Linked DNA regions of Homo sapiens: regions 1, 3 and 4 are each linked to region 2. Evidence: chromatin contacts called from ENCODE Hi-C or POLR2A ChIA-PET data. All regions are on one chromosome and are shown on one strand. The core of a region is the stretch at or near the end of the contact, and the rest is flanking DNA. Distances in the headings are between cores, read along the strand shown.

Region 1 (7,070 bases), core at 3,650-6,149, 620 kb after region 2:
CCTGTAGTCCTAGCTACTCAGGAGACCAAGGCAGGAGGATTGCTTAAGCCCAAGAGGTTGAAGGCTGCAGTGAGCTCTGATCACACCACTGCACTCTGGTATGGGCAACAGAGCAAGAACCTATCACTTAAAAAAAAAAAAAAAAATCTACTGTATGGTAGACGAACCTGTGTATGGTAGACACACCTGACAGTGATAACTTAAGCATACCTGCGAATGACCCTGTATGGCAGATGCACCTGAATGTGCATTTAGAGTTCCAAGCTAAGGAATCCAGGAGAGGCCAACCCGGAGATCCATTCCTTAACTATGAGGAACATCCAAGTCTTTACCCTCTCTCACTCCCATCCTGTCCCGTGGAACAGGCAGGGGCCATACAGGGGATCGAGGCTCTTTGTTTCGGGTTGAACGAAGGTTGCCAGGTGGAGACTGTTAGAGGAGGGTGCTAAGTAAAAATGCTACATAAACTGCATGCCTTCTGCAAGCAGTTGCAGTTCTTCTGCCCAGCCTGCTGCCATTGGCCTGTGCAGTTACCCTGTCCAGCCTGCTGCCACTGGATTCTTCCCCGTATATAAGGCCCAGAAACACCCCATGTCTTGTTTGCTGGCTCTGGGTCTCTTCTTTGGCCTCTTGAATCTGGTGCCATCCCCACTGGAGTCAATAGGAGTTTGGCACAACAGATACTGGTGACATTAACATAATATTTTATTTAATATACCAAAAATAGTTCCACTTTGTAGTGAATATTAAAAATTGAGATATGTTATATTCTTGTACTCATATACTTTTTTTTTTCCTGTAGAGATGAGGTCTTACCATGTTGCCCAGGCTGGTTTCAAACTCCTGGGCTCAAGTGATCTACCTGCCTCAACCTCCTAAAGTGCTGGAATTACAGGTGTGAGCTACCATGCCCGGCCCTCATACTGTCTTTAAAATTTGATACATGGCCAGGCATGGTGGCTCACGCCTGTAATCCCAGCACTCTGGGAGGCCGAGGTGGGTGGATCACCTGAGGTCAGGAGTTTACAACCAGCCCGGCCAACATGATGAAACCCCGTCTCTATTAAAATACAAAAAAATTAACTGGGTGTGGTGGTGGGCACTGTAATCCCAGCTACTCGGGAGGCTGAGGCAAGAGAATCTCTTGAACCTGGGAGGCGGAGGTTGCAGTGAGCCGAGATCGCACCATTGCACTCCAGCCTGGACAACAAGAGTGAAACTCCATCTCAAAAAAAAAAAAAAAAAAGGTACATACACTGGACAGTGGCTCACGCCTGTAATTCCAGCACTTTCGGAGGTGGAAGCAGATAGATCACTTGGGCCCAGGAGTTCAAGACTAGCCTGGGCAACAGAACAATAACTTGCCTCTACAAAAAATAAACAATATTAGCCAAGTGTGGTAGTGCACACCTATAGTCCTAGCTACTCAGGAGGCTTAGGTGGGAGGATCCCTCAAGCCCAGGAGCTCAAGGCTACAATAAACTGAGATCACATGACTGCACTCCCATCTGGACAACGCAGCAAGATCTTATCTCAAAAATAAAACAAAATAAAAGTTGGTACATATTTTACACCTATAGCACATCTCAATTCAGATGCTAAATTTTCATTTGACTACTTGACTTGTATCTAGAGTCCAAAAAAACTTTACAGTTGAAAAGGTAGATTCACATACCCAAGTTGCTCTAAACATATTTACAATTTTCCATTAATTGAATCAAGCCTCTTGTTTAAGTTTAAAATTAAATGAAATTTAGAATTCAATTCTCTAATCTAACCACATTTCAAGTACTCAACAGTCAAATTTGCCTAGTGACTGCCATATTGGACAGCATATGTCTAACAGGAACAGGAAAAAGCATCTATCTCATCAGTTGGCTCTATCTTCTCCAGTTCTCTGACATTGCGTTTATGATGGCTCTCGTAGTATCTAACTGGTACAGGCTGAGATTAACCTCCTCCGCAAGGAAGACATTTTTGTTCTCTGAAAAGCCATCAGCATTTGGAGTCTGAACAATGGTAAATGAAAATATTTTAAGTTTTCCAGGGGGGTGCTAAATACAGATTACATTTGACATCCCATTGGAGTACATACAGTAAATGGATTTTAATTGTAATAATTAATTATTGGAAACACCAAGGGTAAAACCTGCTTACCCTAATTATGTGAAATTGTTCTAAAATCCATTTGGAATGGCCCTGTTAAGAGTAAGATTGAAGAAAAGTCATCCCCTGTCCCAGGTGTAATCTCTTCTGCGGGCTCTGGGCAGCAGGCTGATAAAAAGGCAGCAAGGAGCTGCAAAAAGAATAAACTACTCACCTGAATGCCTTTGAAAGACTGATGGGCAATATTTGTTGGGAATTTGAATATTCTCAAACTTACCAAAACACATATTTTGCTCAAAGATTTTTTTTTTTTTTCCAAACAGGGTCTCACTGTGTCAGCCAGGCTAGAGTGCAGTGGCACCATCACTGCATCCTCGACCTCCCCCGGCTCAGCTGATCCTCCCACTTTTGCCTCCCAAGTAGCTAGGACTACAGCCATGCATCTCCATACCCGGCTAATTTTAGTATTTTTTGTAGAGAGGGGGTTTCACCATGTTGCCCAGGTGGGTCCCGAACTCCTGGGCTCAAGCAATCCACACACCCGGGCCTGCCAAAGTGCTGGGGTTACAGGCATTAGCCATCACGCCCTGCCTCAAAGATATTAACAAAAATAACAATAATAATAAAATGAGGCATTAGGAATAGTGCCTTCATTTGACAAGGCACAGGCCACTCAAATCACTGATTAAATTATAAGATTCCTTGGCAACATCAGAATGAGAAAAGCCAAGTAGCTATAATTTGTGTGAGCCAAAACACTGGACACAAAGATAAAAATGACATCAGGCTTTGCTTTCTCTACAAAGAAACACCAACAATTGTTGGTAACAATCTCTGTTACCAACCCAGCATGGTTTATAACAACAACAACGACTAACTCAAATAGTTCCTACTAATAATATTAGTAGTAATAATAATAGCTAACACATATATGCCATTTACTCCGTGCCAGGAACTGTCCTAAGCATTTTACGTAGTTAACTCGTTTAATCTGCCCAACAACTCTAGAAAGCAGGTACTTTATGCGACCCATTCTGAAGATGAAGAAAGTATGGAAATGACAGTTAATGAACAAAGGTCACACAGGCGACTGGCGGAAGACCTAAGGTTTGAACCTAAACAGTCTGGCTCCAAATGGCATGCTTTTAACCACTACGCTGTACAGCCAAGACTATCAAATTCACCTTGGCTGGTCTGAGAATTATAAAGACCACTACCTACTCAGACCTTTTAATCCCACCCTGACAGAAATACAAATACATGAAAACTTCTTTCCACATTTACTCACCAAAGATCTTTGCGCAGTGATCCATTCACTGTGACCACCATCTCTCTTCTTAGCACATGCGTGCAGAAAATCTAGTTCCAAAATGGAGTCAATCCAACCAAATTAGGAAATTCCTATTCTACTCCCCTCTGCACCTCAAGAATTTCATACAACTGAATGTTGATCTCAACAGAAATCTTGTGGCTCATCACTCATCTACAAGAACTGCTAACTAAGGAATTGCTTCTAATATCATGAACTCCAAACCCACTTCAATAATGGGGGCATGGACACACGCATTAAAATCTCACCTACAATTCAAAAACTCACAATCCCATCTTAGACAATAGTTCTAATCCCACGTAACAAGGTTGATAATGAATTGCCAACTATTTCTAGTTTCTCTACTCTTACTTGCCCCAAAAGCTCAAAGCACTTCATGAGAGAAGTGACTTACAAATAATAATGACAGAAGCACCCAAGTAAAAGGGGAAAAGTAAGGACCCAGATACACAGCCCTTCCTTCATCAGAGATGTGTATTTCACCCTGGCTTTCCACCCTATTGTTCTTATTGTATGATTCCCTCTTTTCTTGCACTTGGATTTCTTCCTTGGTGCCATTCGTTTCACTGTGTGTGTGTGTTGTTGTTTTTTATTTTTGAGACAGGTCTTGCTTTGTCACCCAGGCTGGAATGCAGTGGCACAATCACAGCTCACCATAACCTCGGCCTCCCAGACTCAAGTGATCCTCCCACCCCACGAGTAACTGGGACCACAAGCACACACCACCACCACATGACTAAATTTTTTTTTATAGACAGAGTCTCACTATGTTGCCCAGGCTAGTCTTGAACTTCCTCGGCCTCTTTAAAATGTTGGGATTACAGGCATGAGCCACTGTGCCCAGCTGTGTGTATTTTTTAATATGATAAAGCTTGTTTAATATGTTACAAAGTCTTATTTATTTTATTTATTTAGTTTTTTAAGAGACAGGGTCTCACTCTGTTGTCCAGGCTGGACTGCAGTGGCATGATCATAGCTCACTATAACTACAACCTCCTGGGCTCAAGCAATCCTCCCACCTCAGCTTCCCAAGTAGCTAGGACTACAGGCATGTGCCATCATGCCCAGCTAAATTTTTTTCATTTTTTTCTTGGTAGAAATGGGGTCTCACTACATTAACCAGGCTAGTCTCAAACTCCTGGCCTCAAGTAATCCTCCCACCTTAGCCTTCCAAAGACTGGGATTACAGGCGTGGGCCACAGCACCCAGCCACAAAGTTTTCTTTAAATGGCCAATTCGGCTGAGGAAAAAAATACTCATCGTGAAAATCAAGTAGGTCAATATGTTGGCTAAAATTTCCAATTGCCTTTAGCAGCCAGCAGATATGAAAGTAAAAGGAACAATCCCAATCCTTGAGTTTATTTTTAGGCTCCCCAAGAAAGAATAATAACATACCTGGTTTAATTTCTCAAGTACTCCTATATTTGATAACTCACTGAGCTGCTTTTTGTGGCCTCTGTGACTCTTTAATCCAATGCATTCCACAAAGCAAAGATCACTTTAAAGCACTCTCCCCACCCCATCCTCTTTCTCACAAAAGGTGATGTTTCATTTTCCCAACTTCCTTTTGGTAAATTATTACATGGACCTGCTTTCCCTGGGAAAAGTCCAGAAGCATATCTTCTAATTTAAGGAATGTACCAAACATTTTGAGTCCTACAGACCCTTCTGATTGGTCATGAATGTAACAATCAGCCTTTCTCCTGTGACACTTTTAATTCAAAAACAAACCCAAGGCAACCTTCAAAGCTGAAAGTGCTGAAATTCCAGAATCAGAAAAGAAAAAAAAACTTGCTCATTGATCAAGGTGACACAGTGCATGACTTCAGTATTTAATAGAGTGCTAACTACTGTATACTTAAATCAACTTCCATAAATTCCCAATGATGATACAAACCATTTACCTGGAGGCCCCAAAACATAAAATCTATGACAGACTTTGATATTAATTTTTATTGAACATTAACATTACACCCTATAGACATGAACATATTACCTACGATTTATGCAGCAGTAGACTTTTGTAACCTCACGAAATTCATGTTGTTAAGTCTTCATTCAACCCCCATCCCCCTACGTGCACAAACAAATACACAAACCTGCTCTGATAAAATCAACAATTACACTTGCTTCCCTCTCTGAGTTGCCAAGTCATCAGATCCACCCACCCGGATCCCTTTATGACTGTAAAGTTTATGGATTACTTATTTCTCACGGGTTTTGCTTCCTGACATACTGTAACCACTTTCCTTTTATAAAGCTCTGATCAATTCTCAGAAGCATATTGGCAGAGGACAGTGAGCAACAGTAGCAAAGATGTTTTTAGGATTTTATTACTTGGAGTCTTGTTTGCAAAGAACTTTACACTCACATCAGAGCCTTCTTACACTTTAGAAATGGAAGCATTCGTAATCCTATTTAACACACACCAAAAATAAGGTTAAGTCACTTGCAAAAGACCACCCAGTAGATACAAGGTAGAGTTCAGGTGCAAGGTAGCAAGTGTTCCATCTACCCTTTTAATTTCCTCAGCCACCAAAATTCAAGTTTTTGTTTTTTAATTAAGGCTGACATCACTCGTGTGAGCAGAATCAGCTCATCACATGCGGCACCACTAGCAGCTAGACTCTAGCTGCTAGAACATCTCCTTCCCAGTTTGTTGTTGTTATCGTTGTTGTTGTTGTTGGGGCAGAATAGACGGTTTGAGAGCAGAAGAGGCGAGAACAGAACCTATGAGCCCAGTGATAGGTGTGATAATAAAGACGAGTTTTGAGTTTCTGATAAGCAGTTTATTTTTAAGGACCCAAAATAATCTACCTTGACATTCCTCCCAAGTAATACATTCATGTTTTTCTTGATAACAATATAACTGTTATCCAAATAAACCTTAGATTTACTTAGGAAATAGTTTTAATAGAAAGTTTAAGAAGTCAAATATAAGACTAGTATTACCATATAAAAATCCCACGTAGAATCTACTTTTTCTCATCAGGCAAGGTCCCAAATAAAAAACCACTTTCAGTAATGAGCCTTGTAAAGGTACAACCTAAATGTTTTTTATATGCTTATCAAAAAGTTGCAAGGTAAAAAAATAAAATTTTTGTCTCATGAAAATTCAAAACCACATACAAAATTTGTATTTTTCTAATTAAGACTTTCCCTACATTGGACATCCAGAAAGTACTACAGAACATATGAGAATCTGATCTTTTATTATGAGTAATAGGTGTTTCTTCTTCACCACCAGAGGTCAGAATCCAGAATTAAGTCCTTATTTTTCTAAAGTATTAAAGTTTTATACTTTAACCTCATGAATCTTGGAGCAACTTTAAAAGCCACTTAAAACAAAACAAAAAAGCCCTCATTTCTCGACACTAAATGTAACTGTAGAAAACAGTTTCACAAAGGAAGAAGAGAGGGCAGACATTCTGGTTATTTCTTCCCCCAAAATACTCTAGAAGAGCTTATATGCATATCCACAAGGAGGTAATAGTTGTTGAGTCGGCCTCACATTTATTCGCAGATTCAACAAAGGACAGCTGACAAGCATGTGCCAGGCATGGTGTTAGGTGCCCAGGACATGAGAGAAAAAAAATCCCTCCACTCATGGAGAAATCTGACCTCAATTCCATCT
Region 2 (6,566 bases), core at 1,980-4,479:
GAATGTTCTGAAAGATGTCCAAGGACACCCAAGGACTTACCATACTTTCCTGCATTTCATGAATTTCTTTCATATTTTAATGTTTCCTTTAATGCATCACATAATAGATGACACGTTTAACATTGAGGTGGTGGGACTCTGTTCCTTTAAAGTCTTCATTGAATTGATAATACTTTTAAAATATACAGTATCTTAGAATGGAGGAGGCATGGTATCCAGCCATGATGAGGAAAAGCAGCCACCCCTGCGCCCTGGGACCTTTCCTGACCTGGCTCTTTCCACTCCCTACCTACCCAGCCACACATCAAGAAGCAGTCCTTTGTCATTTATTAGCCCACCTTGGAAGCCACATTGCCGCAGTTCTGCTGTGCTCTTGGTTGAAGCAGTCACAAGCCCACCCCACTCATGGAGGAATGACAAGTTCACATTGTTGAAGAACATATGAAATGGGGATATAGTTGTTGTCACCTTTGGAGAATGTGATCTGCCAAACATCCCCCAACAAAGACAAATAAATAGATAGTTGGATCATTTCTTTCTTTTTACTTTTTTTCTGTTTTGAGACAGAGTTGTTCTTGTTGCCCAGGCTGGAGTGCGATGGCACAATCTTGGCTCATTGCAATCTCCGCCTCCCAGGTTCAAGTGATTCTCCTGCCTCAGCCTCCCGAGTAGCTGGGATTACAGGTGTGCACCACCATGTCTGGCTAATTTTTGTATTTTTAGTAGAGACAGGGTTTCACCAGGCTGGTCTCGAACTCCTTACTTCAGGTGGTACACCTGCCTCGGCCTCCCAAACGGCTGAGATTACAGAGAGTTGGATCATTTCTAAAGGGAAGTGGGTAGCAAGGGTGATGAACAAACAGAAATTACACTGTGTTCACTCCGTTATGCCACCGTCATGCCTGTGAGGGAGCAGAGCAGCTGGCTGTACAATTTCTTTAAGGAACATGGATATATACCCAGTTGGTTCAGGCAATGGGTGTTACTATCAAACTGTTTGCAGAGGAGTAAGGAAAACAAAAATGAGAGTAGCCAGGATGTCCTTCTCAGTCAGCTGAGATGTGACAGCTTGTTTAGGGTGGTTGTGCAATTTCAGATGTGTCATCCCCAGCCTCAGATATCAGTGTTTCTCTTTGCTAGAGCTCTACCATTATGGCTGCTTTTGGGGGAGTCCACCACCCCATTTCTCCTGCAGTTACCAGTTACCTTATTCCCTGCTTTTCCCCTTTTCTTGACTTACACCCCTTGTGGCTTCTAGAATGTCATCTTGGTCAGGTTTCCATCACTGATCTAGTCAGCTGTGTCCATCAGTGGGATCAGTGCTTCCAGATATCTACCCAGCAGAAGCCACTGAGGGTGTGGCTCCTCCTCAAGAGCCAGTAAGGACCCCATGAGGGTGTGACTCCTCCTTAAGAGCAAATAAGGATCCCATGTCTTATGGCTCAAAATAAATACTTTTCATTGCCTGCAGATGTTAATTTCCTAAGGTTAGGCCCAGGGTGAATAAAGGAGGAGAAAAGAAGACTGAATCTCTGAGGGTAAAACACAGGACAAAGTGAAATGACTTCTTCACCAAAGTAACCACCAAACTGCCTAGCATCTTCCTGCTCTCCTGTCTCTGGGAGAGTCTATTGTTTGCCCCATAATTACTATCCTTCAGCTCATTTGGCTCTTAATCATGCCTTTGAATGCAGCACAGACAGAATGAACCCAGCTCTTCTGACTGTTCTAGGCTCAGTACTCTTGAAAGTCAGGCTTCAAGTAGAGTCAATTCTAAGGGGTCTTTGGCCCCAGAGCAGTCAATGCATCAAAGTGGAATTTTCTATAGCATGCTTGGACCCTTGGCATCCAGCACCAAAGTAAAACACAGCTTGCCTTACATAAGGGAGCCTACATTATCACTCCCAGAATAACTGGTGACCCCACAGACCTGCACAGATGTGCTGTAGAACAAACAAACATCAGACGTTCTCTATAAGGACAGGTCTAGGCTGCACCTTTATCTATATCCAGTCAAAGATATATAGATTTATAGTGACCCAGAAAAGAATGCAGAGGAACCTGGAGAAAGCACCCTGCTGCTTAGATCTACAAATTTTGTTCATCTCATATATATAGGCACAGACAAAAAGGAATGTTGACAGGCTGTATTTACTTGATCTTTTTGTCATCTCTTAGAATCTAATACATGTGAAAATTTTGGCATAGGTAAGCACAATTACTTGTGGTAGACATATATATTTGTGAAGCTGTAACTCCTTGTGTATATATGTTTTATTCTTTACACATTAGTTCTTGCTGCCAAAAAGCTCTACATTTTATAATTCAATCAGCCAACACCTGTACCAAGATTTGGTCACTGGGAACTTCAAATATTTCGTATTTGAGAATGGGGAAAGAAAATCTGCAGAAAAAAAAATTGACCAGAACCTGCGTCATGTATTTTTCACAGGAAAGCTAATTATTAGAGGAGGATAAAAACCTGAGGTTCCCTGACTAGGGAGTGGAGTCTAGACAAGGGATCTGATGTGACAGGGTTCCTTCTCTATCCTCTTCAAAATGTAAGGAATGTTTGGCTTCTGGATTGTGTCAGAAAATAGAAGTAACAAATAGTCTTTATTCATAAAAAACTGGCTTTTCCTGACAGAGATTTTAATCGTGTGCTACACACGTGAATCCTTTTTAAAGAAATTGCTAGGGGCTGGGGAATTTCCAAGCCAACCTCCATTAACCTGCAGATTGAGCAAGACACACATCTGTTCTTTAATTGCACAGTATTTCGAATCAAAACAAACAAGCCCTTCCACAGAAAAGGGCCTGTTTTCCTGGTGATGGTTTTGGCTCGAGTTACCCTTTGTGTTGAGTATGTCTACTCTTCAGGCCATAAGGTAGCGATCTCACCGACACCTCCCTGTGTCACGATTCCCCTTAGTAGTCTGTGCTGCAGTCACTAAGCATGACCACTAGATGGCGGGAGAGGACTGAGTTGAGGTTATGGCGGCGGCTCCTTTCTCCCTGCAGGGTGGGAGGAACGCTGTTGTCTCTTTTTCTTCCTGCCCCTTTGTTTGACTTCACCATTCTCTGTTTCCTTTTCGCTCCGCTGTAGTTACGTGACTCACCTTTCATTCAGTACCTCCCTTCAAGGAAAGCCCTGTCTCCTGTCCTTGGACTGGGATCACACAGAGTTCTTGGGATGACCCTGGCTCTCCCGCGCCAGCCGCTCTGCTGCCAAGCGCAAGCATTCGCTCCCAGATGCTTCGCCCAGTTCTTTGCAAATGTCATCCAATCAGTGTCCAGGTGTTCACGGCTCATCACTGGCTTACTGCTCTGGTCTACATAGCTTGGGACATTGCTGTTTATGCAGGTATAAAAAAAAAAAAAGAAAAACAAAAGAAAGAAGGAACGGCAGCATCACAGAATGTGAATCAGAATATTAGTCTGTGGTACTGGGAGAGAAAAAGAAGATTCCCCAGAGAGGATGAAGACCAAACAGACTGCAGACCTGCCATCTCTCTACACTGCACTTGGATTGGCCATTTGCTGTATGCACCCGGGAAAAAAATTCAGAGGACCATGCTGTTGTGATAGCTGACCTAAAGACATTCTGGAGAGCACATGAGTTTGATTTTTACAAATGACTTAATAATCTGGGGGACCAAGCCAGGGCTGCAGAGTCTGGAAGAGCCCCCGCCAGCGGTGAGCAGAGGAGGAGGAGACCCAGAGTCAGGGGTGGTAGAGGAACGGGGTTTCCCAGGCCTCTTTTCACAGCAATTAGAGGTCTGTGTTCTCCTTGAGGCAGGGGCGTAACTCCCACAAGTGTTAATGAGATTTAACGAAGAGAAAGGGAGACTCCAGAGCTGCATTTCCAGTCGGGGCTTCCACAGCAGCAGAAGAGGACAGAGTTCTGCTGCTTCCAGCCGGACCTGGCAGAGAGTCCTGGAAGCCTGGACCTTAGCATGTTACCTTCATCAGCAATTCCACACTCCAGCCGGCATCGTAAGTCCCCAACCTGTGGTCGCCTAGCCCCTTCTACGAACCTTGTGAAGAGAAGCTGCCTGTGCCTTGGGCTAGAAAGTTCTCTCGCACTCTATCCAGTGCTTAAGCTCGCCTGCCTAGGTTTACATCCCAGCTCTGCTGAGTTTCCAGCTAAGCCTAGTTTCCTCCTCCAAAAAATGGAGATAATAAATGGCACCTACTTCACTTGCGGATCTAATGAAAGTCAAGAGCTTAGCACAATGTTTGACCATATAAAGTACCTCTGAGTGATGATGATGATGAATTTGGGCCTAGAATTGACATCTTAGTCATATGAGGCAGAACCTAGTTCTAAGGAAACACACCTCAGTGCCATGATAGAAACATTTCATCATGAAAACCTAAGCAGTTGTGCAATGAAAATCCCTGTCATTTACAACAATTCCCCCACCCCCCACGTACTTGGGATAAATTAGAACCAGGATGGGCCAAGTTTCTCGTCTCGCCTCCTCTTTTCCTCAGTGGCAACCGTGTGATTTATGGCTCTGACGGGAGAGCCAACCAAACTCAGTTGTTTCAGCTGATTGTCCCCGTGAGTTTTCAGGTTGATGTGAAATCCAATGGGGTGTGAACTGAAACCCAAGATCTCCTGAAAGCCCCATGCACTAAGCTCAGTAAGGGACCAAACCAAACCAAACCAAAGCTCCCTCCCTCTTGCCTGGCACTCCTGGAGCTCACAAAAAGCCTGCCACTTGTGAGCCTGTGTGCCTGGAAGGGTCTGCTGCACCTGGCTGGGGGCCCCTGGGCCATTGTTTTCCTGGCAGCAGCAAGGAGGCAGGTCTTCGGCTCACTCCTGGAGCTGGCCCCACACCAGCGACCTCAGAAACCAGGCAGGCTTTCATCCTGGGGTCTCCTAGGGGTTGGTTACACAGAGAGAGTGAGGCTTTGTTGGAAGACTCTCAGAGGCCTGGCCAGGTTTTCCTCTCACAGCCAAGAAGCAGGTTCTAGTTCTTTCCAAACCCTTGATACCTTCTAAACTGAAAAGCGGCTGCCCACTCAGAATTTGGGCTAGGCCATGGAGATGCTAAAAACCTTATCTTTTAAAAGGGAATTGTTACTGTCTCTCTGAAAAGACTGCAGGGTTTCTAGGAGATTCTGAAATGATGTATACAGCTAGAGTCTAAAAAGGTGGAAGGAGAGGTTTCTGGGTAGGGGGTTAAAAGTGTAAGCTCTGGAGGCAGGCAGACCTGGGAGCAAGTCCCAGCTCATACTCTTCATAGCTGAGTGACCTTGAGAAAGTCACTCAATCCCTCTGAGGTTCTCTTTGTTCTTTTGCTCCCTGCTCACTCTTCATCTTACCCTGTCTAGCCCAACGTTTTTGGTAGTTCATGTTCCAGTCAGAAGAAAAGACCAGTGAGAACTGGGATTTATAATAATTACAATCATCAAAATTAACTGAGTACAGTGCTCAGCAATTTATATCAATTTCATGTAATCCTGAGAACCCTTTTATAAGGTAGGCATTGCACTGATTCACATTTTACCAGTGAGGAAATAGAAGTTTAGGAAGGTTGCCAAAAACTTAGAATGACCTTTCTAAAATATGTCTGGTTCTATTAGTCTTTGGTTTAAAATCTTACCATGGATTTATCTTCAGGATAAAATAAAATTCTTTAACACAGAAAAAAGGACCCTTCCATGCTGTGAGCCTTCAGGATTCAGTGGTTAACCAGTATCATCTTTCTAACTTCCTGACCTGCAAGTCTCCCTCTGACCACACTGAGCTTTCACCCTTCCCTAGCTGACTGAGGTGTTCTTGCACCTCCAAGAATCTGCACACAATCTTTTCTTCTTCCTTCATATCCTTCTGGATCTGGCTAACTCTGACTATCCTTCAAGACATGGTTGGGTATCGCTTTGTCTGGAGAATAACCTGTATGCCCCCAAAGATGGGGATAAACACCCTTTCTAGATGATCTGGTAGTTTCTGAGTCTGCTTCTAACAAGGTTAACTCCAAATTCCTCAGCCCAAGACTGAAGGGAACTCCTTTCACTCCTTTTACCCTGGACTCTCACCCGTGCAGCTCTCTGGCAGCCGGAAGTCCAAGATGCCCATGGACTCTTAGCAAGCCATTCACAGTCTTCATTTAGGGAATTTTAGTAGAGTCTGCTGAATTTGTCTTAAATAGGCTGACTACAATGATTTTTTAAAATGTATACAATCATGCACTGCATAACAACTTTTCAGTCAACAACAGATCAAATATATGATGGTGATCCCAGGACCTGAAAATATCCTATTGCCTGGTGACATTATAGCCATCAGCATGTGGTAGAGCAACACATTACTCACTTGTTTGCCAGTTGTAAAAAAGAATAGCACATACAATTACATACAGTACGTAATACTTGATAATAATAAATGACGATGTTACTGGTTTGTATATTTACTGTACTATATTTTTCACAGTTATTTTAGGGTGTACTCCTATTTATTAAAAAAAATGTTAACTATAAAAAGCCTCAGGCAGGTTCTTCAGGAGGTGTTCCAGAAGAAGGCATTGTTATCATAGGAGGTGACAGCTCCATGC
Region 3 (6,808 bases), core at 1,961-4,460, 710 kb after region 2:
AAATACCCTAAAACCTCCTTCATGTGGTGAAGGATGCAAGTAAAAGATAGGAAATATATCAGCAGGGCCTTTGAGTCTAAGCTTATGCAATCACCTCTCAAATCACTTGCTTTTCTCTTCCACCTTGGCATTCCAGGAGGAGCATCACTACTCTCCACCTGTCTTCTTCTTTGGCCAATAGTAGGTAAAAAAAGAGCCAACAACAGAGTAGGATTCCTCTCCCCCCAATTCATATCTCGCTTCTCCTATAAAAAGACATAGAGAGAGGAAGAAACAATAAATACTATTTAAATAAATGATTGTGCTTGGTTTCTTCCACCTAGATTTTGTGTAGAACTACTTGCTGTGAGAAAGTAAAAAAAAAAAAAAAAAAAAAAAAAGCCTAATTGAGATTTGCATATTCAAATACAAGACAAGGAAAATGCACCCAATCTGAGATGGGAGCTTAGAGAAAGAATAACTGAGGCATTAACACTTGAGATGATACTGGAGGGTAAGAGTTTATCACAAGGATGAGGAGAGGGTGTCACAAGGATGAGAATGAAATTGGGAGCAAACATTTAACAGATATTCTTCCTTCAGCCTGGAAAGACACTAGGAAGGGTGGGGGTGGGGGGGCACTGAGAAAGGAGAAGGTATGGCAAGCTCAGTAGCTATACTTATTCTAAGGTCTGACTGAAGGAAAGTGTTGGGAGATGAGGAATCTCCTCAGAAAGGGTATTCTGTTCATGCTCAACAGATTAAGAGTTTTCTATGCCTGACAAGAAACCACTGAAAAAATTTGAGCAGAGGTATGATATAATCAGATCACAGTATGAGAATATTTGTCACAGTCCTCAGGAACGTGCCATGCAAAGCCATGGTTACTGGCAAACTAGTTATTAAATGGACCAGAAAAAGAAAAACAAAACATTGAAGAGCTCTTCAAAAGGGAATATGAAACCAATGAAAACGATGAAAATATTTAAATATATGAAACAACATAAGTCAAAAAATGTTAAGGCTGGGTGCAGTGGCTAATGTCTATAATCTCAGCAGTTTGGGAGGCTGAGGTGGAAAGATTGCTTGAGGCCAGAAATTAGAGACCGCCCTGGGAAACACAGAGAAACCCCGTCTCTACAAGGAATTTTTTTTCTTTTAATTAGCTGGGCATGGTGGTGTGCACGTGTAGTCCCAGGTACTCGGGAAGCTGAAGTGGGAGGATTGCTTGAGTCCAGGAGTTTGAGGTTACAGTGGGCTATGATAGTGCCACTGCACTCCAGCCTGGGTAACTGAATGAGACCTTGTCTCTAAAACTAAAAAGCAATAAATAAATAATAAATAAATCAATAAATAAATAAAAAGAGAAAATAAAGATTTTAAACTATGTAAGCTAAAAATGTACTTAAGGATGAAGAAGAGATAGTTCACAGAATGAACAAATTCTTGACCTCAATACTGATCCAGTAAGGATCAGGGAGCATGCATTTTCCAAACTGTCTCCAACAATAGCAAATAATGGTCAATGGCTGGATATTCTAAACCAATGTAAAGTAATGTATAGAAAAGTCATAAGGACTGGCTTTTGGTCTCTGATTGCCTCACTAAATAGCACTTTATTTTGTTTTTTATTTTAAAAAGTAGAATGAGATTTGTTTTAATCCTTAGCATATATGTTTATTGGGCTTTCTGCAGGTTATTGACTTTTTTTTAGAGACAATCTCACTCTATCCCCCAGGCTGGAATGCAGTGCTGTGATCATGGCTCACTGCAGCCTTGAACTCCTGGGCTCAAGTGATCCTCCCACCTCAGCCTCCCAAATAGCTGCCACTGCAGGTGCATGCCACCACACTCAGCTAATTTTTTAAAAAGATTTTTGTAGAGATAGGGTCTTACTATGTTGCCCAGCCTGATAGGTTTTTATTTATTTATTTACTTATTTATTGTCATAGGGTCTCACTATGTCACCCAGGCTGATGTACAGTGACATAATCATGGCTCACTGCAGCGTCAACCTCCTGGGCTCAAGTGATCCTCCCAACTCAGCCTCCTGAGTAGCTGGGACTACAGCCATGCACCACCACACCTGACAAATTTTTGTATTTTTTGTAAAGACAGGGTTTTGCCACGTTGCCCAGGCTGGTCCCAAACTCCTGAGCTCAAGCGATCTACCTGTCCCAGCCTCCCAAAGTGCTGAGATTACAGGTGTGAGCCACAGCTCCCAGCTCCAGGCTGGCAGGTTATTGACTTAAAATTTCAATTTTTACATTCTTTCCTAATGTTTCATCACAGTTTATTTTCTAAAACTGATATTCTATATATGGTTTTATTTAGTTTAATACTTGTTCATTGAGAAATATTTCTTGAATGCCTATTTTTTTTTCCTTAGGCCCTAAGGAACCAATAATTAATAAAGACAGATGGACAAATCTGGCTGCTGTCTTTATGGAGTTTACAGTCTAGTGGAAAGCAAACAATTATAATGTTATATGTGTAAAGAACATGACAGAAACTCAGCTTGCCTACCCAATATTTATTCGCCACATCTTTCTTGTGAAGAGAATCCCAGCTTAGTTAGGGGTAAGCAACATGCCCAATTGTAGCAGATTGTATTTCCCCAAAATGGCCACAGTAATATTTTGTTTTTTGTTTTTTTTGTTTTTGAGATGGAATCTCAGTCTTGTCGCTCAGGCTGGGGTGCAGTGGCACGATCTCGGCTCACTGCAACCTCCGCCTCCCAGGTTCAAGCTATTCTCCCGCCTCAGCCTCCTGAAGTAGTTGGGATTACAGGCATGCGCCACTACATCTGGCTAATTTTTGTATTTTTTCAGTAGAGACGGGGTTTCACCATGTTGGCCAGGCTGGTCTCAAATTCCTGACCTCAAATGATCCACCTGCCTCGGCCTCCCAAAGAGCTGGGATTATAGGCGTGAGCCACTGGGCCCAGCCCACAGCAATATTTTGGTCCACTTGCTCTTCCATACCTCGCCACCCCCAGATCAAGTTGTAAAATCGACTTCTCTTCCCCTTTAACCAGGCAGACCTTTGTATTTTCCACAATGAATAGAATACAGCACAAGTGATAATGTGTGACTTCCAGGTCATAAAAGGCGATATGGTTTCTACCTCAGTCTCTCTTGGGACCCTCACCCTTGGGACTCAGCTATCGTGGTGTGGGAATCCAAGAACCCACATGAAAAGCTCATGTGTAGGTGTTCTAACCACAGTTCCAACTGTGTGAGTCTTCTTGGCCGGCAGCCAGCAACAATTGCCTCTAGGCTGATGCCAAGTGAAGCAGAGACAAGCTGTCTCTGCTAAGCTTTGCCCAAATGGCCTATTTGTGAGAAAAACACATTTTCATTCTAAGCCATTAACTTTTGAGTTGGTTTGTTTCACAGTAATAGAAACCTGGAAGATCTGCTTAAAAAATTGCTTTACCCAGCCTTCCTGGCAGATTGGTTAGGCATGTGACATAATTTTGACCAATGAGATAGAAAGAGAAGCCCATGGGTGAGGCTTCTGAGAAAGACTCAGCAGATACATGACTGTAAGATCTGGACCCTTTGTTCCTCCTTCTGCCTACGGCGCAGTGACAGCTAGAGCTCCAGCACCATTTTGTAAGAATGAGAACAAGAGCCACACTTTAAAGATTCCAGGACAGACATGTAGAAAAGGTGCTCAGCATTTTTAATCATTAGGGAAATGCAAGTGAAAACTGCAATGAGAAATCATTTCACACTTCTAAAAGGACAAACATTAAAAAGATTGACACACTAGATTTTGATGTGGATGTGGAACAAGTAGAATTTGCATACATTTCTAGTTGGAGTATAAAATAATACCAATCTTTGATAAACTGTTTAACAGTTTCTAATAAAGATAAAAATATACCTATTCTATGATCCATCTGGATTCAACTTCTAGGTGTTTATGAAACATAAAGACATATCTTCACAAAAAGACTTACGTAAGAATGTTCATAGTAGATTTATTTGTTATAGGCCAAAATAGGGAATAGTCCGTATGTCCACCAATATGAAAATTGGTAAAATGGATAAATTGTGCCACATATACTACATTGGAATACTGTTCAGTAATAAAATAAGAATGAACTACTCATATATGCAACAACATAAATGAATCTGAAAAACGTTATGTTGAGCAAAAGAAGCAAAATACATGAATATACATATACTATCTGATTCTACTTACATGGCATTCCAACACATGCGAAACCAATGAATTGTGGTAGAAATTAGAACAGTAACTGCATTTTAGAGGAATTGACCAAAAAGGCACAAAGGAATTATTTGGGGTGCTGGAAAAGTTCTACTTTGGAAACCAGTTGGGATATTGGTTACCCAGAGGTATACAGTCATCAGAATTCATCAGACTACTCACTAAGTTATGTATACTTTACTAGATGTATATTATAAAACATTAGTTCACTAAAAATAAATATGGTCATACTTTTCAATGGCTTATTTACTAGTGAGATCCACTGAAAGGAGCTATGACTTAAATATTATTGATTTGCTGTGATAGCTAACTTACAGCAGCAATGTTTAAACTAATACTAGGAATGAAAATATTTTGGTGACCAGGTCTCACCTACAAGTAAAATACTATCTCCAATTCGTTTACCCAAAACAAATATATTCTATGTTCTACATCAAAACATGTTCAACATGTTTTATTTCTCCTTTTCCCAAGCTAAGATAACCATAACAAGGTTATTTAGGCAAATCCCCATACCAGCAACTGACAGGGTTTCTTGATAAAGGTGATATCTCAGCTGAGATCTGGGTTACAGAAGGATTTATCAGCCAAAAAGGAAGAGAGAGAACAGAAGTAAAATGAAGCCCCAGGGACAAGGGAAAAATACACACACACACACACACACACACGCACACACACAGGAGAGAGAGAGAGAGAGAAAGAGAGGTGGAGAGACAAGCAGGCAGTCAGAAACAGAGAGATAAAGAAACTGAAAGATGGTCAGTGTCCATTGAAAAGGCTTAAACAACTATCTAAACAGGAGAAATAGTGCTTGATTGAGAAAGAACACAGAGAATCTTGAGAAGTATCTTCATCTGGATGGTGGTTAAATGGGTATGCACATATGTAAAACCCATTAAACTTTACATTTATATTAGCACACTTCACATATTTACTGTACATATGTTATACTTCAATTTCAAAAACAGAGAGGACTGAGTCCTAGACGACAGTTAAAAGGAGGTATGTGGAGAAAAGTGGCTAGAATGGAGATCTGTTTAGGTGGTAGATTTGATTAGGCCTGGTGACAGTTTGGATGAGAGAGGGAAGAATATAAGTATGAGACACCTTCACTTCTGAGTTGGGCAGCTGGTTGAATAATGGTGCAAATAACCTAGATAGGAAGGAGGAAAGTTTAGGGAATGCGGAATGGTCAGCTTTGGACATGTTAGGGTTCTGAATAACATCTAAATAGAAAAAGCATCTTTGTTAGTGTGGCTGGTAACACAGGAGCGCAGTTAAATATTTGTGGAATAAATAAATGCTCAGTAAACAGTTGAATAACTAGGTGTGAACATCAGGAGAGAAATCTGAAGTAATGAGACATATTTAGTAAACCTTAGTGTTAGAAAGTGCTGTTTTTCTATACAATAGAGCTTTAGCTGGGCACACGATTCCCCAAATATAGACTACATTTCCCAGCCTCTGTGCAGCTAATTGTGGCCATATGATTAGGTTCTCATTTGTGGGATTTATTAGAAATGATGTTTTCACTTTCTCAATTATGCCTTTTGTAGGAAAGAAGCATGTCGCTGCTTCCCATGGGGTTGAATGCAAATATGATAGTGAGGTCATTTTGACCACATGGATGAGGGTCGTACCCAGTGGCTGTCATACATTAAAAGGACCTCAGGTTCTCTAACCTACTGGGCCACCATATTATTCCTGGACAATATACACAAAATATTACATGAGAAATAACTCTTTATCTTATTTGAGTATTTTTTGTCTCTTGTTACCTCATTCTAGCCTTTATCCAAGCTAATCCAACTATTATTAAAACCAGGGGAGAATGTGACTAATGAGAAGTATCAGGAGAGTGTGGAATTGTGAAGGCTAGGGAAAAGGACAAGAAAAGAGTAGTCCACCGTGTTACAGGCTTTTCAAGGAGGAAAGGATTCATAAGGCATCACCTCAGGATGTTGAATTTTATTGTGTTTGGATCATTGTTACCTAATCACTTAACCACAGCACCGCACGAAGCAGCTCTATCTCACTAATTAGGCTAAGTCCAGTAAATTTCTTCTAATTTTTGTTTCTGATCTATTTTGGCTGGTGTGAATGTTAAGACTGAGTGTCAACTTGATTGGATTGAAGGATGCAAAGTATTGTTCCTGATGTGTCTCTGAGGGTGTTGCCAAAGGGGATTAACATTTGAGTCAGTGGACTGGGAGAGGCAGATCCACCCTCAAGCTGGTCGGGCACCACCTAATCAGCCGCCAAGCAGAAGTTGTAAACAGCAGACTTGCTGAATCTTCCAGTCTTCATCTTTCTCCCGTGCTGGATGCTTCCTGTCATTGAACATCAGACTCCAAGTTCTTCACTTTTGGACTCTTGGACTTACATGGGTGGTTTGCTGGGGGCTCTCATGCCTTCAACCACAGACTGAAGGCTGCACTGTCGGCTTCCCTACTTCTGAGGTTTGGGGACTCGCACTGGCTTCCTTGCTGCTCAGCTTGCAGATGGCCTACTGTGGGACTTCGCCTTGCGATTGTGTGAGTCAATTCTCCTAATAAACTCCCCTTCATATATACGTATATCCTAGTAGTTC
Region 4 (6,678 bases), core at 1,649-4,148, 760 kb after region 2:
GCTGGGATTATAGGTGTGAGCCATCATGCCCGGCCTGAGAGGGTACTTTTAACATTAAAACAAAACAAAAGAACAAAGCATAATCTCAGGAAAAGGACAGTCCTTTAAATTGAATAAATTTATTTTTATGAAAACTTAATACATTGTCCATATTTTTTAACTTCAGAATTTGTCAGAGAAAACTTTGTCATGAACTGGCAACTTCTGAGATCCTTTCTAGTTCTAAAAGCCTATCTCTCTAGTCTTGTCAAAATAAATCTGGTGGCTGCTGACTTGGTCTCCAGAATGAGCTGGCTCCATAAGGCTCTAGAATACGTCTTTCATCTTGGTATCTCCTGTGCCTACCACAGTGCCTGGTATAGCATTAGATTAAATAAATTAAAAGGTGAAATGATCCCTGCTGAATTGCAGTTCCTGTATGGAAGGAGTATACCCCAGAAGGAGGGGGTGAGCCCATGGACTTCCAGCTTAACCCTAGATCTGCAGTAAAAGCAGTCAAATCGGTTCTAGGCTCCAAGTTTAATGGTCAAGTTTCTCAATCCTGCCCAAAATCTGAATCTAGGATAGGTGTCTGCTGTGGCCTACATGTTTGTGTCCCCCAAAGTTAATGTGTTGAAGCCTAAACTCCAATGCAACAGGATTAAGAGGTGGGGCCATTGGGAGGTGATTAGGTTATGAGGACTCCTGTCGTGCCCTTATAAAAGACGCTTCAGGTAATCTATTTCCCCTTCTATCCTGTGATGATACACAGAAGGCACCATCCATGAGGAATGGAACCTCACCATATTCCAAATCTGCTGGCACCTTGCTTGGACTTCCCGGCTTGCAGAACTGTGAACAATAAATTTTTATTGTTTATAAATTACCCAGTCTAAGATACTTTGTTATAGCAGCCTGAACATAATAAGACGGTGTCAAAAGTAGACTCAATATCATTCTTTAAATGGGCATTTCCCTGTGTGTTCCTAAAACCAGGCTTTCTACAACAGAGGCAGTACGTTTACTCATTGAGCACCAGGGTGCTTGGATTCAAGTTTTGGCCTGGCCATTAGGTAGGTGCATGACCTTGGTCAAGATGCTTCACTTGCTGTACTTCAGGTTCCTTATTTATAAAATGTGGGTAATAACTGTAACTGCCTCATAAAGTTGTTCTGTGGATTAAATAAATTTATATACTTAGAACAGCGCTGTTTACAGAGTTATGTGTTTAATTATAATTTTGACTAATGAGCCTCAAGAAATATAGGAATAGAAGAAAAAATATTAAAATAGTCCTAAAAGAAATACTGGTGCATTTGGAAGACTGAAAGAGAGTATCATCAAAGTCCATAAAAAGGGAATTATAAGCCTTATAAAACTCCTTTGAAGCAAAGGATAACAGAGGTTGAATAACTTTAAGTAGGTTCAATATTGATTGATTGAATGATTGATTGTGACAGTCTCACTCCATCAGAGGCTGGAGTGCAGTGGCGCCACCTCGGCTCACTGCAACCTCCGCCTCCCGGGTTCAAGCGATTCTCCTGCCTCAGCCTCCTGAGTAGAGTAGCCGTGACTGCAGGCGCGCAACCCCACGCCGGGCTAATTTTTGTATGTTTTTTTTAGTAGAGATGGGGTTTCACCACGTTGCCTAGGCTGGTCTTGAACTCCGCCCTCCTCGGCCTCCCAAAGTGCTGGGATTACAGGTGTGAGCCCCCCCACCTGGCCCCAAGATTAATTTAGATAAATTCTTAGAGGGTGAATGCATAGTTGGTTATTGGGAAAACTGTTAACGGTCTGTGATACATAATTACTTTTCTGAGGTGATGGGGAACCAAATTCTTCCTACAAATGAGAAACAGAACTTCTTGTCTACACATTAAAATGACTTTGGAAACTTAGAAAAATATCAATGTCAAGATCTGGCAGCAGACCTTTTTCAACCAAGTGATGAGGCCCAGGCACTTGTTTTTTTATTTTTATTTTTTCCTAAGGGTGCCCCAGGGTTTAGAAACAACTAAGTCAGATATTTTTAGAGTAATTTGTCTTAACTCTTTCATCTTGCGTAAAATTTCCATTCTGTCATCCACAACCGGAATTCCACTCCGTCATACCAGTCTCTCCTCGTTTTTTTCTGCTGGCTCTTTTCAGCGTGTTTCATCGTGGCTGCTGTCTGTCTGTTACAGCCTTCTCACGTGGGAGCCCCTGCCCCGCCCCACGAGAAAATACATGTTTATCATTCAGTAAGTATTGCGCAAAATCGTAACAGAATAATTACTCGCGCCAATTCCCCCCAGATTAGATCAGCAGAAACACTTGGGCTAGAACTACCTCAGGACTATCTAACAAGTGGATATACCACAGTGGCGTGGAGAGCTGCAGTGTTATGTGTTGGCCAAATGAAGTAAAGACACCAAGTAGCTATTAGGCGAAGAACGAAGCGTCTTCGCGGCAAGTCGGCTGTCTGCTTTAAATTTTCTGAATCCTTAATGTTATCAGTATTATTTATTTCCCCCGAGAAACAAAATCTCCAAATACCAAGAAGCTGTTCTGTATTGCCAAAAGCTGCATAGGGGCAGGCTGCCAACAGGACTACCCGGGCACGCTGCAGTGGCATCTCTAGGCAGTTTCCTTTAATCTGATTTTCCTTGGGCTAACTCCTCACTGCGGTGCTGCTCCACAGCCAGCCCCCGCGCGCAGCCCTCCCCGCACCAGCTCGGCTGCAGAGCGCGGGTCCGCCGCCCACGCCGCCTTTCAACCGCAGTGCGCGGCCCGGGCCTTAGACGCGCGTGCGCGCGAGCCGGGGAGGGCGGGCCCCAGCCGGAGGAGGCGGAACAGGGCCTCGCGATATGCAGCCCATTGGCTCTCTCCTGCAGTCCCCGCCCCCGGGCGTTCGAGGCGGCGGGGCGGGCCACGTCAGGCAGCCGGCGCTGGGCTGAGCTTGTGGCAGAAGGGAGGTAAGCCGTGCGGGGCGGCGGGCTGCCACCGCTGCACCCCTGCTCGGGAGCCGCCGGGTCGCGCCGCCTGCGGCCCGGTCGGCTTGCATGGAGGGCGGCTGAGGCCCTGCGGGGCTGGGGCTGAGCTGGGAGACGGGGCAGTGGAGCATGTGGCGGCAGGGCCGCGTCGCGGCGAGGGGCAGCCGGGAGGGGGCTTTTTGCCCTCGTCCGGTCCTGCTGGGGCTCTCAGCTTCTGGAGGACTAGGCCTTCTGAGGTTACGGAGCTCCGAGATACCTGGGCAGGGCTGGCTGTGGTGACTGCGGTGGGACTTAGTGGGATCTCGACTCGGAAGCCGGTCGGCGCGATCCTTGCATACTTAGCTGCAGCAGGTTGCAGTCGTCCCACTCTCCTTCGACCGGTTCCCTAGTTGGGGGCAGAGCAGGAGATTCTGGCCGCGTCCTGCCTGGCCTGGGGTGACTGTCTCCTTCTCATTCCCGGTGACTCACTCAGATCATGTCCACTTATAATGCAAAGGCTTATGGGTGAGCAGGGCCTGTTTTCAGTCTCCTAGTTCTCTGGCTCCGTCCGCACTTGCGGCAATTACTTGAAGAAAGAGTATGTTAGATGTATGTTTTGAAATTTTCGCAGCAGCTAACGCGTGGAGACGTGCAGTTATGTTGCATTTACCCTTCATGAGTTTTAGTTTCAGCTGTGGCGTCCTGATATCTCAGTGTGGTTCCTGAATTTGGAGCTTTTGAAATGAATGAAATCCTGCCAATTTCATGCAGTCATTCATTCATACATTCCAAACTTTTTTGATGGATGCCTTAATGGTCAGCCTCATACCAGGTATTAAAATCGGCATTTCCTGCGTTTTATTCCAGTTTATATGTTAGTTTTATTGTCTAGATTTGAGTTGGAAATTTTTTTTTTTTTTGTTATTTTCAGGTTCTAGTATCCCTGAAACCATCGTGGCTCTGAGGGTGTAATCCTGATAACTGTATCAGTAATGACTCCAGGTTTCAGTGGCCTATCTGTAAGAAGAGGAATGGGATTAGTATAATTTTGAGATTTTCCAGGAGAGGAGGGTAGATGGCATGTTTCCTGAACTGTGTTAACAGGAAGTAACTATTTTAAAAACACAGGATGCATTTTATGATTATGTTTTACTGTGTCAACGAACATTGTATCTGTCCACATTCACTTTTTGACTACCAAGCAAGTGCATGTTTACAATTTTGATTCACATCCAATTCCTGCGTAGAAAGCACTGTGACTCATCTGAATTTTGAAATGAAGTAATCATGAGCTTTTTAATGTTACATACAAAGGTATGATATTGAAACAATTGCATAAAAATGCAATTTTCAAAGCATTTTCACTTGCTTTTATAGATTAGTGGAAGCTAAAACCTCTGCCTTGATTATTTGCTTACTTAATCAATGTTAGGTAGTTACCATCTCTTGGCTAATGTTTATCAATATTATATCTATTTTAACATTTGTTTCATTAACCCCAAATTTACTGGATTTTAACTGATTGTTGTCTCCAGTTGACGCCTGATAACCAAAAGGTTATCAGGAGGAGCTGGAGGAGGCGGAACACAGCCTCGCGCCCTGTAATAAATAGTTTGAAATCAAAATTTTCATGGACGTATAACCAGAGTTTTTCATTTGTTGATTGATTGATGGTGCTTACCGGTAAATCGTTTGGCCTTTTTCCCCGTTTAAAATGATTTATGAAACAGTCTGAGACATAATATTCTTAGCTTCATGATACTTTTGGGATATTGTCCACAAGTGATTAGTTGAATTAAATTGTTAATATCACTATTAGGAGTTTGGAAAATTTAAGAAAATATAACTTCTTAAAATTTTGCATTTGCTATTTTTTTGTTTGTTTGGAGACAGGGTCACTCTGTCGCCCAGGCTGGAGTGCAGTGCTGCGATCTCGGCTCACTGCAACCTCCGCCTCCCAGGTTCAAGTGATTCTTCTGCCTCAGCCTCCTAAGTAGCTGGGATTACAGGCGCATGCCACCACACCCAGCTAATTTTTGTATTTTTAGTAGAGACGGAGTTTCACCATGTTGGCCAGGCTGGTCTCGAAATCCTGACCTCAAGTGATCCCTCCGCGTTGGTGTTACATCTTTCAGTTCTAGAAATGGACCTGATCAAGATTGCAAGGTTAATGGGGAAAATTCAAGAGCTGAGGACATTAACCTTCTAGCGGGAAAAAACCACAATGAGAAATAATAACTATATTTGGAGGAAGTGTAAGGAAATAATAGTTTAAGGATTATTAGTCTATAACAAATCTTGATCTTAATCAGTATTTCTTGATGTATAACAAAGAACTTGGTTTAAGCACAAAAAGAAAATTAGGGTGATAATTTAAATTTTGATCAAGTGGGTAGTAAGTATTTCTTTAGGAGATGAGAAATCTATAGATCTAGAGATGCATGGTATAATAAAGTATGGTATACTTATATGAGTATAAGTCTGTGATTCACAATTAGTAATAGATTGATGGAGGTTTTGTTACTATTTCCACATGATAAGAAACAAGATTTGCTAAGCTGATAGGACAAGGGATATTTGTGAATTTCCTCCATGTAAATGATTTGAAACAACAAAGTTTTAAGTGATGTGGAAGAGCCCATCTATTTTCAAACAATGGATTGAAATGTAGTTTTTGTAACCCTCTAAGTACTTCTGGCCTCATAGTTTTTTTTTTTTTTCCCCCTACTCAGGTCATATTGAAAGTAATAAAATTGTGTTTATGATTTTAAAAGTTTATATTGGCTTTCATTTAATTAGTCTGAGTTACTTTAGTTTTATATATTTTGAAGATGTTCCAAAACCCTTGACTTTAAATACTGTATAGCTTTCCATTGTTCATGAAAGAAAACATTTCTTTAGGCCAAAGGAAATTGAGAATCCAACTTGCATAGATAGTCAGTTTATTACTATTATTTAAAGATTTATCTTTTTACTTGCCCGGGGACCAATGAAGCATCCACTGAAGCTCCTAAACTGGAGAAGGTATCTTCTAATCTCCTTTTGGTCAGATGAGTTCTTGCTAATTTGGCTGATACATATGTTGAACAAATGTAATACAGTAATTGTGGGTGTTGTAACTGTAGTTTTATGAAGTTTTTTTGGTTGCCAGGGTGTATCTTTCCCTTCTCTCTTGACAAACCTTTCTATTTGGCCTACCTGCTTTCATAATTTATTCTTAAGTTCTACTCTATTTCCCAATCATTGCACATGTTGGTTTATGTAACCAAACCTGATTTTAGTATATGCTATTAGGACATACACGTGGAGAAGAATGGAGGAAACTTTTTATTAAATGTTTTTAATTGTTGAAACACTTAAGTAAATGTGATTTTTAAAGACTCATAGTTATTAAAGGTATTGTATTCATTATTTTTTATTTATTCCTTCATTCAGCAAAGACAGCAACTACTTTGGTGCTAGGTCCTTAACTTATCTTTAAGGAACTTACAGTATTGCATGGACTTCATAAACAACACCAAAATACAATGGGATAAACATTATAATTAGTCGTTCACATAGTATAGTGGGGGATAGAGAAAACTGTGTGCAAGGTTTGAGGAGATTCAGAGAAGGCTTTATGGAGGAATTTTCATCTGAATTGAAGTTTGAAAGTGAGTAGGAATTAGTTGGTGAGGTTAGAGGATAAGGCATTCTGGGCACAAGAAAGCAGTGAGGACAAATAGATAGGTTAGAAACGGGACATAGA

The links. A loop is a pair of places that touch in the nucleus more often than their neighbours do. ChIA-PET counts read pairs that join two places held with the same protein, here RNA polymerase II (POLR2A). Pooled maps may share reads with other maps.
Region 1: a map of mammary epithelial cell shows a loop between it and region 2 (4-fold over the local background). The contact joins two enhancer-like sites. A Hi-C loop is called at or near these places in 4 of 168 maps with a recorded cell type or tissue (CD8-positive, alpha-beta T cell, IMR-90, mammary epithelial cell and 1 more), 9 of 37 single-sample maps with no recorded cell type and 20 of 50 pooled maps. POLR2A ChIA-PET finds 5 or more read pairs at or near these places in 1 of 52 experiments (activated CD4-positive, alpha-beta T cell).
Region 3: a map of testis shows a loop between it and region 2 (4-fold over the local background). The contact joins two enhancer-like sites. A Hi-C loop is called at or near these places in 3 of 168 maps with a recorded cell type or tissue (kidney, left colon and testis) and 6 of 50 pooled maps.
Region 4: a map of naive thymus-derived CD4-positive, alpha-beta T cell shows a loop between it and region 2 (6-fold over the local background). The contact joins the promoter of FOCAD here to the enhancer-like site in region 2. A Hi-C loop is called at or near these places in 3 of 168 maps with a recorded cell type or tissue (CD4-positive, alpha-beta memory T cell and naive thymus-derived CD4-positive, alpha-beta T cell), 4 of 37 single-sample maps with no recorded cell type and 13 of 50 pooled maps.

What each region holds. Positions count from the first base shown.
Region 1 is chr9:20,546,417-20,553,486 of GRCh38, forward strand. All of the region lies in intron 2 of MLLT3 (MLLT3 super elongation complex subunit), which reads right to left. Among named protein-coding and RNA genes, the nearest start is that of MIR4474, 48 kb to the left of the region's middle. RefSeq lists an enhancer at 5,471-5,530. Within about 2 kb of position 4,900, at least 3 of the 41 ENCODE cell types and tissues checked have a DNase peak (open chromatin) inside an H3K27ac peak, as active enhancers do.
Region 2 is chr9:19,923,207-19,929,772 of GRCh38, forward strand. It overlaps a transcript of SLC24A2 not described here. Among named protein-coding and RNA genes, the nearest start is that of SLC24A2, 140 kb to the left of the region's middle. RefSeq lists enhancers at 2,945-3,239, 3,165-3,274. Within about 2 kb of position 3,230, at least 3 of the 41 ENCODE cell types and tissues checked have a DNase peak (open chromatin) inside an H3K27ac peak, as active enhancers do.
Region 3 is chr9:20,637,406-20,644,213 of GRCh38, forward strand. No RefSeq gene overlaps it. Among named protein-coding and RNA genes, the nearest start is that of MLLT3, 18 kb to the left of the region's middle. Within about 2 kb of position 3,211, at least 2 of the 41 ENCODE cell types and tissues checked have a DNase peak (open chromatin) inside an H3K27ac peak, as active enhancers do.
Region 4 is chr9:20,681,361-20,688,038 of GRCh38, forward strand. FOCAD (focadhesin) reads left to right here and starts at 2,899. Exons shown (of 44, transcript NM_001375567.1): 1 at 2,899-2,933. FOCAD-AS1 (FOCAD antisense RNA 1) reads right to left here and starts at 3,390. Exons shown (of 2, transcript NR_121601.1): 1 at 3,208-3,390; 2 at 1,942-2,181. RefSeq lists a silencer at 2,502-3,201 and an enhancer at 2,601-3,341.